Regions from separate parts of the Homo sapiens genome. Here region 1 is linked to region 2. Evidence: read pairs that join two places in POLR2A ChIA-PET (ENCODE). Cell type or tissue: OCI-LY7. All regions are shown on one strand. Links, peaks and the distances in the headings refer to the core of each region. The heading gives the core; the rest is flanking DNA.

The links. ChIA-PET counts read pairs that join two places held together with the same protein. Peaks named below come from ENCODE experiments on the same cell type or tissue, not always from the same donor. Only the 100,000 strongest peaks of a DNase experiment are listed, where the experiment ranks them.
Region 1: POLR2A ChIA-PET joins it to region 2 with 12 read pairs; 10 of 35 experiments call an interaction of 5 or more read pairs at or near these places.

The regions. Positions count from the first base shown.
Region 1 is chr2:234,500,315-234,509,380 of GRCh38, reverse strand. No RefSeq gene overlaps it. Among named protein-coding and RNA genes, the nearest start is that of ARL4C, 7.8 kb to the right of the region's middle. In OCI-LY7, for the core only: no CTCF peak of the experiment used is centred there; no DNase peak of the experiment used is centred there.
Region 2 is chr2:234,344,262-234,353,327 of GRCh38, reverse strand. No RefSeq gene overlaps it. Among named protein-coding and RNA genes, the nearest start is that of LINC01891, 110 kb to the left of the region's middle. In OCI-LY7, for the core only: no CTCF peak of the experiment used is centred there; a DNase peak (open chromatin) is centred at 4,947; H3K27ac peaks cover 763 bases.

The DNA.
Region 1 (9,066 bases), core at 3,200-5,699, 160 kb before region 2:
GTTTTTTAATATACATCTACTTAACATTAAAGTTGTATTATCAGAATAAATCTTTGAGATATAAAGTGCTAAGTGTAACTGTGAAGTGTTATCAATTAACTAATATAATATACACTGTATTAATGGGAGCTTCTTGTGTTGTTGTCACTATTATCCTTCGATGCAGTAAATACTCACGGATGGCCTTTTCAGTGAGTAGTATGTTTTTGAGATTATAAGTATCCTTTTAAAATCCCCCACTTGAAGTTGGTACACAGAGACCCTTGGGAGTCTAAGAGAAAGCTTCTGATTTGGTTGCCACCTGGACTAGTCTGGGGTCTTGTCCCCAGTTATGCTTTTGGATCACATCTGTGCTGTTATACTGTAGTCTGTCTCTACCCAGAGCTACTGTCCAGAGTCCTTCTGAATAAGCGAAGCTCCTTTGTTTTCTTTTGTGAGTTTATGACACCCTCTTCCCCATCACCATCAGGAGACCACAGTGCATTAGGGTGGATATGGGGACAGAATCACAGACACCAAAGAGCTGACAAGATATTTTGCTTACCCAAATATCTGCTAATTGTATTTCTTGCTTAGAAGTCATCTTCATGGAAGCTTTCCTTGGTAATATTTGCTTCAGCATCCCTCCTACGTCCTACTCCCAAGCCCTACCCCACCCCATCCTTGCTCAGGGATCATCCATCCCTTGGAGCAGATTACCCTACTCTGTTTCTCCTGCCTGTGATGTGGCTGCATCTGTCAGTTGTCTGTAAACACTGAGCATTAGGACTATGTTTTATGATTCCATCACCTGACACAACAGGTATGTTCACAAACTGTCTTAAATGAATGATATGGAATCATTTACCCAGAGAGTGTATTTCTCATTGAAACGATGATTGATGCATTTCCTTATTATACTCGAACTCTTTCCTATGTTACACACATGGACTATTACATGTGGCTCCAGAGCACATGTGTCTATCACATGAACAGTCCTGATTTTACAGCCTCACCCAGCAGAAGGGTGTGTTATGGCCTATGACACTGGTCTGTCTATCATTTACCTATCTGAAAGTCCTTAGGCTTTTTGTTTGGATATGGGGACAGGATGAACAGTTTAGCCATAATCCTGGATGAGTATTTTATGCTCAGTAATTCATGCAACCAGTAAGGGAGCTCCTTTACTTCAAGTACCTTGAGGAGCAGAAAATGAAGTCCCGGTGCACTTAAAGCAGCAGGATTAACTGTGGAAATAATCGTCTTGGCAACCTGTATTGATACTTCCGTTCTCCTTCCTTCAGTGTTGACTTCTCAGCACCATTTCAGGCACTCTAAACACAGCATTTTTTTTAATAGTTTTTTTTTTTTTAAATACAGCAGGTGTTTACCAGGAAAATTACTTCAACAAAAATGAAGAAGTGGAAAAATATCTTAAAAATCAGAAGAAATGGTGATATCATCAGCTTGATTATAAGATCACATGAGGCATATATGCCTTGGAGAATCCTCTGACATTTTTACAATATTTTCAAATTTTCAATTCTATGTATTGCTTATTATAAGAGAAGTTTCTAGAAAGGAAAAAATAGACAAATAACTTTATATTTGGGACCTGAGTGAATCAAACACAGTGACTAAGTTCTTTGGCTTGGGTCTTTACAATGCCCTGAAAAAAGGAAAGGAATGAGTTTACTGAAATTATTGTGGAGAACTCAAAAGATCAATTCGATGCGTGCAGACAAGATCAATACCAGTCATGCTGACATGTTTGACTACCCCGGTGTACTCAATTGTTTCCAGAATTACAATGTGTTATTCTACACTTTCTGGTCCCTTGCATAATTTCATTAGGAATTTGATTAAAAATTAAAAATGGTCTGGAAGAATGATTTCTTCAGGAAAATGTTACTTCAACAAGAGGCACTGAGGCTTGAAGGAGAGAAGAGTGTCTGTAGCTATTGTACACATTTAGTAAAATAGAAGGCGGTTCTATTTTGGGCTGATAAGGACTGATACACAAATAACATATGTCCTTTTGAAATGAAAGGTGTCATTTTGTACACAGGAAACTCTGCCTAGATAGCCATGAGCCATGCACCACACGTAAAAGACTCAACTCTGCCTCATTCCTTGCTCCTCATGCAACATCGCTGCACTTGGCTCTACCCAGACTAATACAGAATGTATGAAAAGCCCTTATGCAAAGCCAGTTCTCCACTACCTGTGGAAACTCTGCTGGGAAACTAGTTTTCCAATCCTATCATGTGATAAGGTGTTAATGATAGGTAGATTAAATGTCATTAGGAAAGATAATTTGCATGCACAAACAGCAGAAAGAAAGAATTCTAATTCTTAAGTAACAGCACAAAATATCTGCAGTATCCTGGGCCTGTTGCAGTCCATTGTTTTATATCTCAGGGTCCGCCCTGGAAAAAATCATTTGAAAACCTGCTGAGAACTTGGGATACTGGCAGTATTAACACCTTCCAGGAAGGTTAAAGGTTTCAGAAGAGCTAAACTTCTGCACTTCCACCTCCATGGGAAATCACTTCTAAATGTTAATGTTTCATTTCACCTTGTCAGCCTGACCTTGAGGAAGGAGGATAGCAGCTCTAGAGAAAAACGATGCTCTCCATCAATTTGCCCCTGGATGCTCAGCCGCACATCTCAGTCATGCTTGAAGGCTACCTTTATGGATCTCATGCTGCTGAACATGAAATCACTTATTTATGGATATCTGACATTCGCTGGTGTGTTGATTCGCTCTCTGGACACTTGTACTTATTTTAATTCTTTCTAGAAAGCAGTACAAAGTTTAGAGCTTCTTAAATCTGCATATGGTTGCAGGAATTTTTTCTTTTTGTGCATGCATTCATTAACTACATTTTTTTCATTGTTATTATGAAAATAATACTTTCATGCATGGAGAACACAAATTAAACAGTACAAAAAGATTTACAGTAAGACATGAGGCTGCTTTCTATTCCTCCTCAGTTCCATCGTCCAGATAATCAATACCAGTAGTTGTTTGTGTACCTTTTTGGGAAATTATCATGGATTTCATATATATATCTTACACACACGCATTTTTTTTTAATAGAGATGGAAGCATTTGTGTATCATGCTTTTTTTGCTTAACAATATCTGGGTCTTCTTAACCATATCAACACACAAAATTTATCTCATTCTTTTTAATAGTTGTGAAGTTTTTGATTGCGTGGAAGTATCTCAGATTACTTCATAATATAGCTAGCGATGGGCATGTCAGTTCCTGGCTTGTATGAACAACTTTCTAGGGAAGCTTCCTGCTGGCACCAACTCTGTGTCCCTACAGTGACATGTGAATTTAAGCCTGTTTTTTTTAATGTGATGGTTAATACTGAGTATCAGCTTGATTGGATTGAAGGATGCAAAGTATTAATCCTGGGTGTTTCTGTGAGAGTGTTGCCAAAGGAGATTAACATTTGAGTCGGTGGGCTGGGAAAGGCAGACCTACCCTTAATCTGGGTGAGCACCATCTAATCAGCTGCCATCGAGGCTAGAATATAAAGCAGGCAGAAAAATGTGAAAAGACTGGGCTGGCCTACCCTCCCACCGTCCCAGCCTACATCTTTCTCCCATGCTGGATGTATCCTGCCCTTGAACATCAGACTCCAAGTTTTTCAGTTTTGGGACTTGGACTGGCTCTCCTTGCTCCTCAGCTTGCAGGCGGCCTATTGTGGGATCTTGTGATCATGTGAGTTAATACTTAGTAAACTCCTCTCCCTCTCTCTCTCTCTCTATATATATATGTCTATATATATACACACACATAGATGTCTATATCTCGATATCTCTATATATGTGTATGTGTGTGTGTATATATATATGTGTATATATATATATGTGTATATATATATGTGTATATATATATGTGTATATATATATATGTGTATATATATATATGTGTATATATATATATATATATATATATATATCTCCCTGTAGAGAACCCTGACTAATACATTGCATCATCATTCTGCCCAGAATCTAGACCCAATTTTTATATTTGACCTTTTTTTGGCAAGGAAAAAACTGGGATTGTTTTTATTTTAACTATTTTCCCCACCTAGCGCTAGATAAAATCATAACAAAGACATGGTCCATGAACAGTAGGCTGGAATTTAAGAAATACTAGACCAATAAGCCAGAATTCAAGACAGGTAAGCTTCTTCTGTGACAAAAATCAAATTTATTCTCATTTCTTTGCTTTTGCTTTTCTTTATTTTTTCTTTTCGGTCTAAGCCATTATAGGCTGGAAAACTGCTGGCTTTGCTTTCTGGAGTTATCGTGTTTTAGTTTGCCTTTTTTCTCCCGTCTAAGCCAGTCCAACAAAATGGGACGAACTAGGGCTGCATGGCCAGCAGCTATAGCTACAGTCACAGGCAATGGGAAGGCTGGTTCCAGATGGCTAGGCAGATGTCAGGGTGCCTGCCTAGGATGGAGCAGAAGACCTGTCTTCTGGATGGTGAGTGCTCAGTGCACGGCTGAAGTTCCCAGGGGCTGGCTCCCTAGGGATGTACCTGGAGCTTCTATCTGCAGGGTAATTGCAGAGCCCAGCTGCTCTTGGGAGCAGGTCTGTCTGGGCTCAGGGTCTGGGCAAGGCTGGGCTGCAGGATGAAGATATTCATAACTACAGCAGCAAAGGTCTAGTAGCTTCTTACTTTCTCAATAAGGCTTGTAGTTTCTCTCTGGAGTCCTTCACCTTGGTGTGGCATGGATATATTTTGGCTCTGCTAGACTCCCCATGACCACATTAACTAACAATATGGCCCTCCCTTTGCCTCCTTTGCTTAGGATTCTGGAGATGCCTAAGTGCATTCTAAGGTATGGCTCTGTGAAAAAGAATAATTAATTACTGGAGGAAACACAAAACATTAATGAATGCAGTCACCTTTAAGGAGAGGAGTTATGGTGGGGGCAAGGGTGAGGGGGTGAGGGAGGGTGGTGTTCCTTATGAATGTTATACCATGTGAATGTTTTACCTAATTAAAAAATACTAAAAAGTTATCAACTCAGTCATTTCTTAGTTCTCTTAAATGTCAGTTTCTCTGGAGAGAAAAATTTGCTCTGCAGTATGCAAATAAAGGGCTAGATACTCCACAAAAATTGTGATACTTTTGACCAGAATAAAAATATGAAAAATAAGTAAAAGTGGGATGATGAGAAGGAGGAGGAAATAAACTCTCCGCTTTTATTTTTTGTTGTCTGAAGTGTCCTTTCATCCTATCTTGGCACCTTTTTATTTGGGTCTCTTCTCTCCTTAGGGTTTTCTCGTTGTAGCCTAGAGGTCACGTCTTCATGTTCCATATTGGATGCCAAAGAGTTTAGTGGAATTTCCTTCTGGGTTATGTGAGAGGTTGAGTGTTGGGTTTATCACTTCCCTATATGGACCAGGTGGTATTACTTTATCAAGCTGGGCAAACACTGATGGACATCCTCCTCCATCTGTTTCTAGAACTCTGCAGTAAATGCTAGATTGAAGCAAGCAGCTTAGGCTGAGGATATAAACCAGCTGTGCCTTCTCTACTCCTGAACATAAGGTGGCCAATCCCACAGAGCTTACCCGCCCCTGACAGGCAGAGAAGGGGACACTAAGCCTGCCCTTAGAAGCACATCCCTTCATTGAGCACTCATCAAAATGGTACCAATGAAGTATTAAGCTTGGGCCAATCAGATTGTAAGTAAGCTTGGGCCAACCCTCCTCCCTGGTACCCAAGCAGACTGGATAGAGGCCCTTGCTAGTGAACTTGATGAAGTTTGCTCTTTTCCACATGCAAAAATGGAAGTAAATACTGCATTTATTGAGGACGTAAAGGCAACTGTCATGAAGAAAAAACAATAAATGTGGTTTAAAAGTGCTCACAATTTTAATTCCAAGAGCCATTTCCAAAGTAAAATCATCTGGACATTGGTTGACTGGATGCAGAGGGTAAGCAGAGGGAGGGGAAAGACAATGAGTTTGTCTATCATCTTGTGCTGGTTGATGTGTTTGCTGGATAATCTCTTTCTGTCTGTTTATTGATCTATCATCTATCTATATCATCTATCATTTATCTATCAATCTGTCGTCTATCAATCATCTATCTATCTATCTGTCATCTATCTATTTATCATCTATCATCTACCTATCTACAGAGTGACAGAGAAAGAGAGCATGCTCTGAGTCCAATAGTCCATGTTGTTCTCTTCTGGCTTTTGACAGTGACAGAGATTGAGAAATCATGAGAGCTAGATGGAATTAGATGCTGAGAGAAAGAAAACATCACAGACCCAACACTGACGACCAACACAGTCTGTGGCTGATGACTAAATAATGAGAAGACTCACACAAAAAGTAGTATTAGTGATCAGGGAGACAGAGAGAGCACAGCTTTGTAAGACGCACGTTTGGAGGTCCTGGTGGATGGTGTGCCTGTAACCCATGAGCATCTCCATCCCAAACAGCCATCCGCACAGATCAGCCCTTTGGATTTTTCCATAGGTCATCAATGACCTTAGGAGAGCAGCTGCAGGAGACTGGGAGAGGCAGAAGCAAGAGAGTAAAAGGGATTTTCTGTGATTGATGGAGCAAAGCATCAGGTTACATGAGCACTGTGTGACTCATAAGGAAGAAATGATCATCTCAAGTGGCTATCACTCCAACAGAAGCAGCAACGGGCCAAGGAGCTCTGTTCAGATGCTGTGCTGTATCCACACAGAGGATGGTTCTACAAAAGCCAACTGTTGTATTAAAGGGAAGAGTCATCCTGAGTGACCACACATTAGAGAGGGTGGCACTGGCAACACACCCCATCCTCCCTGCTGCACTGTAGAAAGCCAATAGGGTTTGACAGGGGCACAAAAGCGTGATTGTTTTCATCTCTCTGGGGTCCAGCCAAGTAAGCTTAATTAAATGAAAATAATAGCATTTCAGTTCACCTGCAGAGGTGGGAGAAGAGGAATGAAAGTAATCCAAGTTTCCATCAAATACTTCTTGGTTCATGGTGCAGCTCTCTAATCACCTGATATTTATTGTTAACTTGTTTTTTTTTTCCTTCACTGTAGCTATTAGAGTAGAAATTTAATTACTGTGATTGAATTATTAAAGGATTCAGAAATACCTTTTGCATACTAAGCCTTTTCTTCCCCCTGAACTGGAAGCTGGCACTAAGAACTTTTCTGTCACTTTGGTATGCCTGAGTGCTGACTTCCAAAGCTTTGAGTCTTAACATCCTTGACAAAGGTTCATTTAATACATGCCATGTAAATATTAGGGAGAGATGTAAAATAGTGTTATATAAGAATTATATTTGAAAATATTACTGATAGGAAAGATAATGGCTTCTATTTATTATTATTATTTTTTGAGATGGAGTTTCGCTTTTGTTGCCCAGGCTGGAGTGCAGTGGCGCGATCTTGGCTCACTGCAACCTCTGCCTCCCAGGTTCAAGCCATTCTCCTGCCTCAGCCTCAAGAATAGCTAGGATGACAGATGCCTGTCACCATACTCGGCTAATTTTTATATTTTTAGTACAGATGGGGTTTCACCATGTTGGTCAGGCTGGTCTCAAACTCCTGACCTCAGATGACCCTCCCACCTTAGCCTTCCAAAGTGCTGAGATTACAGATGTGAGCCACCATGCCCAGCCCAGATAATGGCTTCTAAAATTTTATATCTATCTCAGGAATGTAATAGAGATCGACAATTATTAAGGAAGACTTGAAGCGGGGGAGCCTTTTAGCTTTTTGATTTAAATTTTTTTTCTTGGAGAAAACAGCAACAACAACAACCATACAAAACACTAGCAGTGGTGATCATTGGGAAAATAAAAACCTGAATTGTTTCAGCCCTGTTGCTTAGCAAAATAAAAAATAAGGCACCCTGATTTTTTTTTCCTTAGAATTATAAACTTGAATGGCCAATAGAGTAGTGGATCTTTTTTATTTTCAGGCTTTGGACCACTTGAATGAAGCAGGAGCTTGCAGGCATCACAGATTTTCATTTATCTCCCCCCAGATCTACCGTCCCATCCACAAAACTTCCCTTGGCACCAGTGTCTTAGTGGCTTCCACTGTTACGTAGCCTGAGTCGGCGTTTCTCCTGGAGTTGAGGGGGTTGCACTGCAGTGATGGTGACTGGTTTGTCTAGCATGCCCTGGGGCTTCTGGAAGTATTGGTTTGGTTCTTCCTTAAGGAACCTCTCCTGACAGATAAAAGGCTTCAATCCTGGACCACCTGGCTTCAGGAGCTTCAGGCCTTGTCACTTTGTCTGCCAACTGGCCTCCTTCATTCTCGACTCCCAGCCCCATTCTCCATTTACAGCTGCTCATGCCTGCCTGCGAATTAGATGCAAAAATCAGTTTTCTTCCCTTCTCTGGTCTCAGCTGGGTTTCCTGGATGCTCTTTTCTGATCTCTTCCACCAATTGTGATTCTTTGAACAGTTCTCCTAGTAAAGCGACTTCCTGCTCTGCCAGGTTCCTGGCTCCCCTCTCCCAGCAGATAACCCACAGGTCTCACAGACAAGACCCACACTGGCATCAATGGCTCTGAGCTCTGAGCCCCAAGCAAAGCACCCATGGGCCCCTGGCACTTTCTCAGTTTAACCAGTAGGGCTCTATTCCTGCATCTCCATAGAGAGAAGAAAAGCAGGGGGTCACTTATCCATCATTCATTCCATAACTATGGACTGAACATTTGCTAAGCACTAGGCCAATGTGCCTCTGTAGAGCCCTTCATCTATTATCCGAGAAGCTCAGCAGAGGGCACTCCTGTATTATAACAGTTAAGCACCGGGGCAGTGAACCTGAACCCAGAGTTCCACAGCAGGTCTGCAGTGAGAACATGCAAATAACCCCACACTTATGCGCGCACGCGCGTGTGTGTATGTGTGTACACGTGTGCCCATGTTCTGGTCTTTATTTACTCATCATATTCAAGAATAAATGGGATGCTCCCTTTTGCATTTTAGGTTATTAGCCTTACTCAAGCAAAGATAATAATGCCATGATATATTGCTCATCGGATTCACTCAAAAGTCATTTTAATTGGTGGCACATTTTATT
Region 2 (9,066 bases), core at 3,708-6,207:
GAAATGCTCCAGGAAGATTCATTAAAGATAAGGGCATGAACTTCATCACTATGCCTCTTTAACATCATTCTAGAAATTGCAGCCAATGCAATAAGACATGTGACAGAAATAGTTTCAAAAGGAGAGAAATGCTAATTGTCAGATGATTATTTAACTGTCTACCTAGAAATCCCAAGATAATCAACTAAAATTAGAATTATAACGGAAAACAGAACTCAGTAGTTTATGAGATGCAACGAAATAAATGTGAACAAATTGTTAACCTTCTTACTAATGACAATACCCAGCAGGAGAAAGCCCTACTGTATGTATGCATGTGTGCACATATGTGCATATGTATGTGCAATCGTGTGTATTATGTATATATGAACAACTATATATCACATCTATCTGGGAATAAACTTAGCCCAAAATGTAAGAACTCATTTGAGGAACAAATGAACAATAAAATGATAAAAGGCACCTAAGTTAAATAACTGAAAAGACTTGGAGAAACTCGTAATATTCCTGAGTAGCAAAACGCATCAGGGTTGTAAATGTTATTTTTATGTCCAATTAACTACAGTTTCAATTTAAGTCCAATAACTTGCTATTATATTTTTTGTAGGGTCCAGCCCTATGGGGCTTAGCAGGTGTTCTCCCCGTGTGTGGAGACGAGAGATTGTTATAAATAAAGACACAAGACAAAGAGATAAAGAGAAAAGAGCTGGGCCTGGAGGACTACTACCATCAAGATGCGGAAGACTGGTAGTGGTCCCGAATGGATGGGCTCACTGATATTTATTGCATACAAGACAAGGGGACAGGGTAAGGAGGGTGAATCTTCTAAATGACTGACAAGGTGAAGCAAGTCACGTGATTACAGGACAGGAGGCCCTTCCCTTTTAGGTAGCCGAAGCAGAGAGAGAAGGCAGCATACATCAGCGTTCTCTTCTCTGCACTTATAAGAAAGACCAAAGACTTTAAGACTTTCACTATTTCTTCTACCACTATCTACTGTGAACTTCAAAGAGGGACCAGAAGTACGGGCGGAGCATGAAAGAGGACAAGGAGGGTGACCACTGAAGCACAGCACCACAGGGAGGGGTTTAGGCCTCCGGATGACTGCGGGCAGGCCTGGATAATATCCAGCCTTCCACAAGAAGCTGGTGGAGCAGAGTGTTCCCTGACTCCTCCAAGGAAAGGAGACTCCCTTTCGCGGTCTGCTAAGTAACGGGTGCCGTCCCAGACACTGGCGTTACCCCTTGACCAAGGAGCCCTCAAGTGGCCCTTATGTGGGCGTGACAGAGGGCTCACCTCTTGCCTTCTGGGTCACTTCTCACAATGTCCCTTCAGCACCTGACCCTATACCCGCCGGTTATTCCTAGGTTATGTTAGTAATGCAACAAAGAGTAATATTAAAAGCTAATGATTAATAATGTTTATAATAATGATTGATAATTGTCCATGATCATCTCTGCATCTAATTTGTATTATGACTATTCTTATTCTAACTATTTTATTTTCTTTATTATACTGAAACAGTTTGTGCTTTCAATCTCTTGCCTTGGCACCTAGGTACTCTTTCACCCACAATTTCTTTTTCTGTATTGAGGTAATCTGAAAAAAATGAGTGGAAGAGCTAACAATTTCTACTAAAGATAAGTAATAATGAAGCCCTTAAGAAATATTATAAACCTGTACTAACTAAAAAATAAATAAACATATCTAAATAATGGACACTGCTCCCTCATGGGCCAAAAGTATATAAGAAATTAACCTGAAAGCAGTGATATCATAAAATAGTGAGAAAGGAAAATTCATTTAATAAATAGTATTGAAAGCAAGATTTGCTACATAAAAAACCTCACTTGATGTAGTCTAAAATAAATTTTGATTAAAGTAACACGTAACTTCCACATAAGATTCTAAGACCAGGTAGTTCAACTTATGATTATTATTTTAAAATTTGAAAAGTCTGCAAAAAAAGTCTATTTAGAGTAGCTAAACTAGAGTACCTCTAATTTTAGAGTTTAAAAAATAATAATTAGGCTGGGCACGGTGGCTCACGCCTGTAATCCCAGCACTTTGGGAGGCCGAGGTGGGCAGATCACGAGGTCAGGAGTTTGAGACCAGTCTGGCCAACATGGTGAAACCCCGTCTCTACCAAAAATATAAAAATTAGCCAGGCGTGGTGGCGAGTGCCTGTAACCCCAGCTACTTGAGAGGCTGAGGCAGGAGAATTGCTTGAACCCAGGAGGTGGAGGTTGTAGTGAGCCAAGATCGTGCCACTGCACTCCAGCCTGGGTGACAGGGCAAGACTGTGTCTCAAAAATAAATAAATAAATAAAAATTAAAAACTGTAATATTGTCTTTATCTTCAGTTAAGAAAAACTTTCTAGGCACGAAAGCAATGCAAGAATTTACAAATATAGTAATTAATATTTTTAGAATCAAAAAAGTTAAATGTGTAATTTAAAAAAATGAGAATGCTGCAAATAAAAACTTTGAAACTAGGTTAGGTTGAAACTAATGTTACTTTTAGAATCAAATTCATGGCCTTAAATTCTTATATTATTAACTAAGAAAAAGTTAAAATAAAGACAGTTAAGCATTCAGGAAAATGTGTTAGGGAAAAATTCAAGAAAACAGTTGGGTGCTGTGGCTCATGCCTGTAATTTCAGCACTTTGGGAGACAGAGGCAGGTGGATTGCTTGAGTCCAGGAGTTCAAGACCAGCCTGGGCAACATGGCAAAACCCTGTCTCTACTAAAAATATAAAAAAAAATTAGCTGGGTGTTGTGGTGCACATCTGTAATCCCAAGAAGGATGTAATGCCCGAGAGGGTGAGGTGGGAGGATCACCTGAGCCTGGGAAATAAAGGCTGCAGTGAGCTATGATAGCACCACTGCACTCTGGCCTGGGCAACAGAGTGAGACCCTGTCTCAAAAAAAAAAAAAGAAAGAAAAGAAAACAAATATGGGAAAATAGTAAATAGTAGAAAGAAAATAATTAAGGCAAATGTACATATTAATAAATTTGGGAAAACTTTTTACAAGTGAATCTTTCTTTGAGAAACATTTAACAGAATAGACAGTGCTAGGCTATATCTGCATCATGAAGGCAGGAATCCTATCCTATTTTCCCCCGGGTATCCTCAACACCTAAAACATTACCAATATTTCTTTTTGAAGAAATGAGAATAGATATACAATGTGAAAATATTATAAAAAGATAAAACATAAGTATACAAAATTAAGAAGAAAAATGTGGGAATAATATGCAGAGAAGATAAAATTAAAATATTTCTTCAAATTTAAAAGCCTTTATGGGATGGAAAATAACATTTATCAAAATGAAGTTAACAAGAAAAAAAATCTATAAAGTAACATCTATGAGAAACTTGTTTAAATTATTTCCACATAAGAATCTAAGGCCTGGTAGTTCAATCTATGATTATTGTTTTAAAATCTGAAAAGTCTGCAATATCTGTGCAATATAAACTGTTCCAAAGTACACTTTTAAAGTGTGTGGGCTGGGTACAGTAGCTCACACCTGTAATCTCAACATTTTGGGAGGCTAAGGTGGGAGGATCACTTGAGCCCAGGAGTTTGAGGATGCAGTGAGCTATGATCACAACACTGCCCTGCAGCCCGGGCAACAGAGCAAGTCCCCATCTTAAAAAATAAAACATAAAGTATGTGTGGGGGCTGGAGAAAGGGTAGAAAAATCCATCCTGTAAGTGTGGTAAAGAATGTATTTATATTAACAATATTAGCTGTCTCATATCCAATGCTTAAAATGTTTTGACTACCATAAAATTAAAAGTTTTTTTTTAATGTGTCAAGAAATGTCATAAAGAATGATGAGTGAAGTAGCAACTCAGAAAAATACTGGCTATGCTGATAGAAAATTAGAAAAAAGAAGCAGGCCGGGAGTGTTGGCTCATGCCTGTAATCCCAGCACTTTGGGAGGCTGAGGCTGGTGGATCATGAGGTCAGGAGTTCGAGACCAGCCTGGCCAGCATGGTGAAACCCCGTCTCTACTAAAAATACAAAAAATTAGCTGGGTCTGGTGGCACACACCTGTAATCCCAGCTACTCAGGAGGCTGAGGCAAGAGAATTGCTTGAACCTAGAAGGCAGAGGTTGCAGTGAGCCGAGATCACGCCATCGTACTCCAGCTTGGGTGACAGAGCGAGACTTCATCTCAAAAAAAAAAAAAAAGAAAGAAAGAAAAGAAAAGAAAAAAGAAACAACAGTAAGGCAGCAGGTCACATTTATTGAGAGATGCAAATGCATTATAAATAGATGTTATTTTTAATGCTATCATTAGAGATTTAAGAAATACTAACTTAAACAAGACCAGATTTGGAAACATGAAAATAAAAGGTAATGCTCAACGTTAACCAGTGTGGTGGGAACTAGTACTCACATACAATGCTAGTTGGAGTCAAATTTGAACAACTTTTGTGAGGGTAATTTGACAAGATGTATCATGGGCCTTAAAAAATGTTCACATTCTCTCAACCCCAAAATTCCACTTTTGGGAATAACACTTTTTATCCAGGAATATCACCTCTTGGACTATGAAAGATACACTCAAGAATGCAACCAAAGAGGCCTGTCGTGCATTGTCACAATCATGGAACCAGGACTGACATTTTGTTGATATAAATGTTTCAAGGTATTTTCACTCACACTTTCTCACTTAATTCTCACAAAATCTCTTGGTGATAGGTTTAGTATCCCCCATTTCAAAATTTCCAAAGCAATAAATAAGAAGCTCAGGTGAGTCAAGGAACTTCCTCAAAATCCAAGAGCTAACTGGAACTGGAGCTTAACTGAGTCTAGGTCTTCTAAGGTCTTGCTTAGTGTTCTTTGTACTTGATCTCACGGCTCTGACCATGTTCAGATGATAGACACGGACCTCAGAAAGTGTCTGGTTCACACAAGCCCCTGGGTTGGATAAGTAACTTAGGGTCAGAGGAAGTAAGTCAGCATTGGTTAGCAGATGGCTGAACATGACTTCCTGCTTCCAGTAAATATTCTTGTGGTTGCAACAAGTGTTTCTCTAACTTTCACAGCAAAGTGGAGAAGTATTCCAAGTCATGCCTGCGCCATCAGGAAAAGATTTTGGGAAGCCACGAGGCAGCTGAGACACTCCTGAGGGTTGTTTCAGCCCATATTTAGCTCCCTCAATCCTCCTCGCCTCACGCGCTGCCCAACGTTCTTCTTCTTTGTGCCCACCGGGGCAGTTGAATCCTCATCTTTGCAGAAGTGAATAATATTTTGAACATGTTGGGGAGAAATAGTCTCCTGAAAACATAAGGCTGGGGATTTACAGTCCCTGATACCGGTGGGTCTTACACTTTATTGTGAGCAAGAATCACCTGGAAGCCTTGTTAAAAAATGCAGATTCCAGGGCTCTGTCAATCATGTTTCTGACCCAGCAGCTTTGGAGTAAACCCAGAGATGTTTTAACAGTTGGTCTGAATCAGAGGCAAAGAGTCCAAGGAGCACAATGGCAGCGGAACAGTTTTCTATCTCCTGTTATTTCTTGACTTATGATCACTTCCCCAGGGCCCGATGGGCATTTAAGTCCAACCTTTAGGACCATTCTTCCTCTGTCTTTGATGCATTTTAAAGCATCATTTTTGCTTGTCTTTTTCCAAGACCAGGTAGCAGCCAATTCCAGACTTGGCCTATTTATTGATGCTGTCTTGAATCCCCATAATATTAATTGCTGGCTTTACCACTCCTTTCTTCATGTTGGTGTTTGGAGAAACAATTATCTTGCATTCCCATATCAGCCGTTAGCTCATGCCACAGGCAATTCATTTATTCAACACAGGTCGAATGGGAGCTCCCAGGTGGTACAGAAACTATACTGCAAGGCTCAGAAAATATTTTCTTTGCAGGTGACTAAGATGGCTGTGTCTTCTGGCCAGCAGAGAACCATGCACCCCTCCTCTGGTTGTCATGACCAGCTTCACTGGTGTGGGACCAGTGCAGCCCCACAGGGCCCTAAGCATAGAAGGGCCCTGCATTTGGTTTAATATTCTGCTGTTACCTTTCTAAAATTCTTAATACTTTTTGAACAAAGGACCTTGCCTTTTTGCTTTCCACTGGACCCTGCAAATTATGTAGCTAGTCTTGCTAGTTGTAGTCAGAAGGTCTCACGTCAGATGTACAAGAAGAGAAATTAGCATTTGGGTCTCCTGATGTAGCTCTGGTGGCTGGTGTTGTAGCCATGGGACTGCTTAGCCTGGGGTTGACATATACTTATTTGTCTTTGCTACACAATACCCTTCTGGTTGAATTTAATAGTACTTCTCTTCTTTTAGTGGTAAGGAGTTCAAGGTCACTACTTCTATTTTGGGCAATAATATCAAGGAAAGAAAAAGAAAATTCTTTTTTTTTTTTTTTGAGACAGAGTCTGTCACCAGGCTGGAGTGCAGTGGCACCATCTCAGCTCACTGCAACCTCTGCCTCCCGGGTTCAAGTGATTCTCCTGCTTCAGCCTCCCGAGTAGCTGGGACTACAGGTCCCCGCCACCACACCCAGCTAATTTTTTGTATTTTTAGTAGAGACAGGGTTTCACCATGTTGGCCAGGATGGTCTCGATCTCTTGAACTCGTGATCCACCCGCCTCAGTCTCCCTAAGTGCTGGGATTACAGGCGTGAGCCACCGCACCCGGCTGAAAAAGCAGATAAATTCTTAGAACAGAAAGAGCTCATGAATGGCAGGGGACAGGTCAGATAGCTAGCTCTTCCACTCCACACTGCCTCTGTCTCAATCATTTTAGCTCAGAGACACAAGATGCATAGAGACATAAGATTCAGAAAAGCCAAAGATTCATTGGTCAACCAGTGCTTGAATATGAGATACAGATATGGCTTTGTGCCATGCGAGTGTGGTTGTGTTCTCTGACCATTTGATTGTCAGATAGAGCAGCCCACTCAGGGAAGCTTCAGCAAACAACACCAGCACCTCCAGAACTCAGTGGAAGGACAGATGGCCCAGCCACGGGACAACCTAGAATCCAGATTTAGGAAGCAACCAGGGACCAAGAGGCCATTCTCTCCAGCTCTGTCTGGGGAGCCATCTGCTCCCTCTTCCCCGATTTTGCTGCGTCCCCATCTTCTTTGTTTCTCATTCTCCACAAGGAATAGATCTTTCTTCCCCGCTTGTGCACAGCAGAAATGTGACCACCCAGGTGCAGCTTTTCACGGCCTGTCAGTTCACATGCCCTGCAGTGATTACTCAGAGCCCCAGGAGACAAATTCTAAACTCCCAGGAGAAGAAATCAGACTGGGACTTTGATTAGGAATTGCTGTTGGTTCTTAGCAATGGTGCCGGTGGATGGGTCACAAAGTCTGTGACCCACTCAGAAGGGTCTGTAGGAACAGGGTCTGTAGAAGGGAGGTGAATGAGAAGTCCATCCAAAGGACTCACATGTTATCTAGGGTGCCAAAGAAAAAGTATGATCAATATGAAGTTCTGGATGGAACTTGTGGGAGGGTGAGCTATGGGTGAAGCCTGTTGCTAGGTGAAATTCACAACTGATGATCTAGTTCTTGGATTGGATGATGAGTTCATATGTGTTCATTTAGAGCATACATGCAAATAAAAAAACAAAGTAAAAGATATAATGAATTAATAGTGCTGTATCATGAGCCAAGGATTATGATTAAAATGATTAAAATAGAAAAAAACCAAACAATAAAACAATGAAACAAGGGAGATGGATTTTGAGTTCATGGAGAAAGAAGGGAAGCCAAGTTTAGGAGTGCCTGCATCCCAGAAAATGTTCTTTACATAGACACCACTTACTGAGTACCATGTGGCACACACTGGCTCATACAGAATTCAAAACACTTTTAGAATTTAGTATTTTATATTATACCTATTTTATGGATTAGAAAACTAACTCAGAGAGATTAAGTTGCTCCATATTAGGGCAGATCTAGGTTCTCAATCCATGTTTCTCTAATACCAAATACTAACTGGTAATATAACCCTTCAAAGTGAAAAACAGGGGAAATTTTCTTCCTTCCTTCCTTCCTTCCTTCCTTCCTTCCTTCCTTCCTTCCTTCCTTCCTCTCTCTTTCTCTTTCTTTCTTGAGATGGAGTCTCACTCTGTCACCCAGGCTGGAGTGCAGTGGCACCATCTGGGCTCACTGCAACCTCCACCTCCTGGGTTCAAGCGATTCTCCTGCCTCAGCCTCCTGAGTAGCTGGGACTACAGGCATGCGCCACCACGCCCAGCTAATTTTTGTATTTTTAGTAGAGACGGAGTTTTACCATGTTAGCCAGGATGGTCTCGGTCTCTTGACCTCGTGATCATCCCACCTCAGCCTCCCAAAGTGCTGGGATTACAGGCATGAGCCACCGTGCCTGGCCAGGAAATTTTCTGACACACCATCCATCCCTGTTATGGTTTGAAATGGGTCCCCCCAAAAGATTTGTTGAAGTCTTAAGCCCCACTACTTGTGAATGTGACTTTATTTGGAAATAGGGTCTTGGCAGATGTGGTTAAGATGAGTTCATTAGGGTGGGCTCTAATCCAATATGATTGGCGTCCCCTAAGAAGAGGATAAGAGACACAGAGACATGTACAGAGGGGAGATGATGTGACGAGACATGGGAGAATGCCTGTGATGATGGAGGAAGAGACTGGAGTGACACTGTCACCAAGCAAGGAATGCCAAGGATGGCCGATGAATATGAGAAGCTGGAAGAGGCCCGGAAGGATCCTCTGTAGAGCCTTCGAAGACAGCGTGGTCCTGCCCACACCTCTGTTTTGGACTTGTGAACTCCATAACTGTGAGACTATCAATGTGTTACCTTAAGCCACCCTGTTTGGGGTACTTTGCCATGGCAGCCCTTGGGAATTAATACAGTATGCTTGGGAAGAGGAAAGAAAGTGAGGAGGTGGGGAGGCCCTGGCCAGGGTGAATGGGGGTAGAAAGGAAGGGTTAAACTCACTCTCTGGATGGAAAACATTCAGGAAATGAAAGCTCTCCCTGTCCTGACACCACAAGACCTGCTGTGAAAGCTGTCAGATAAGGGACATGGAGAAAGTG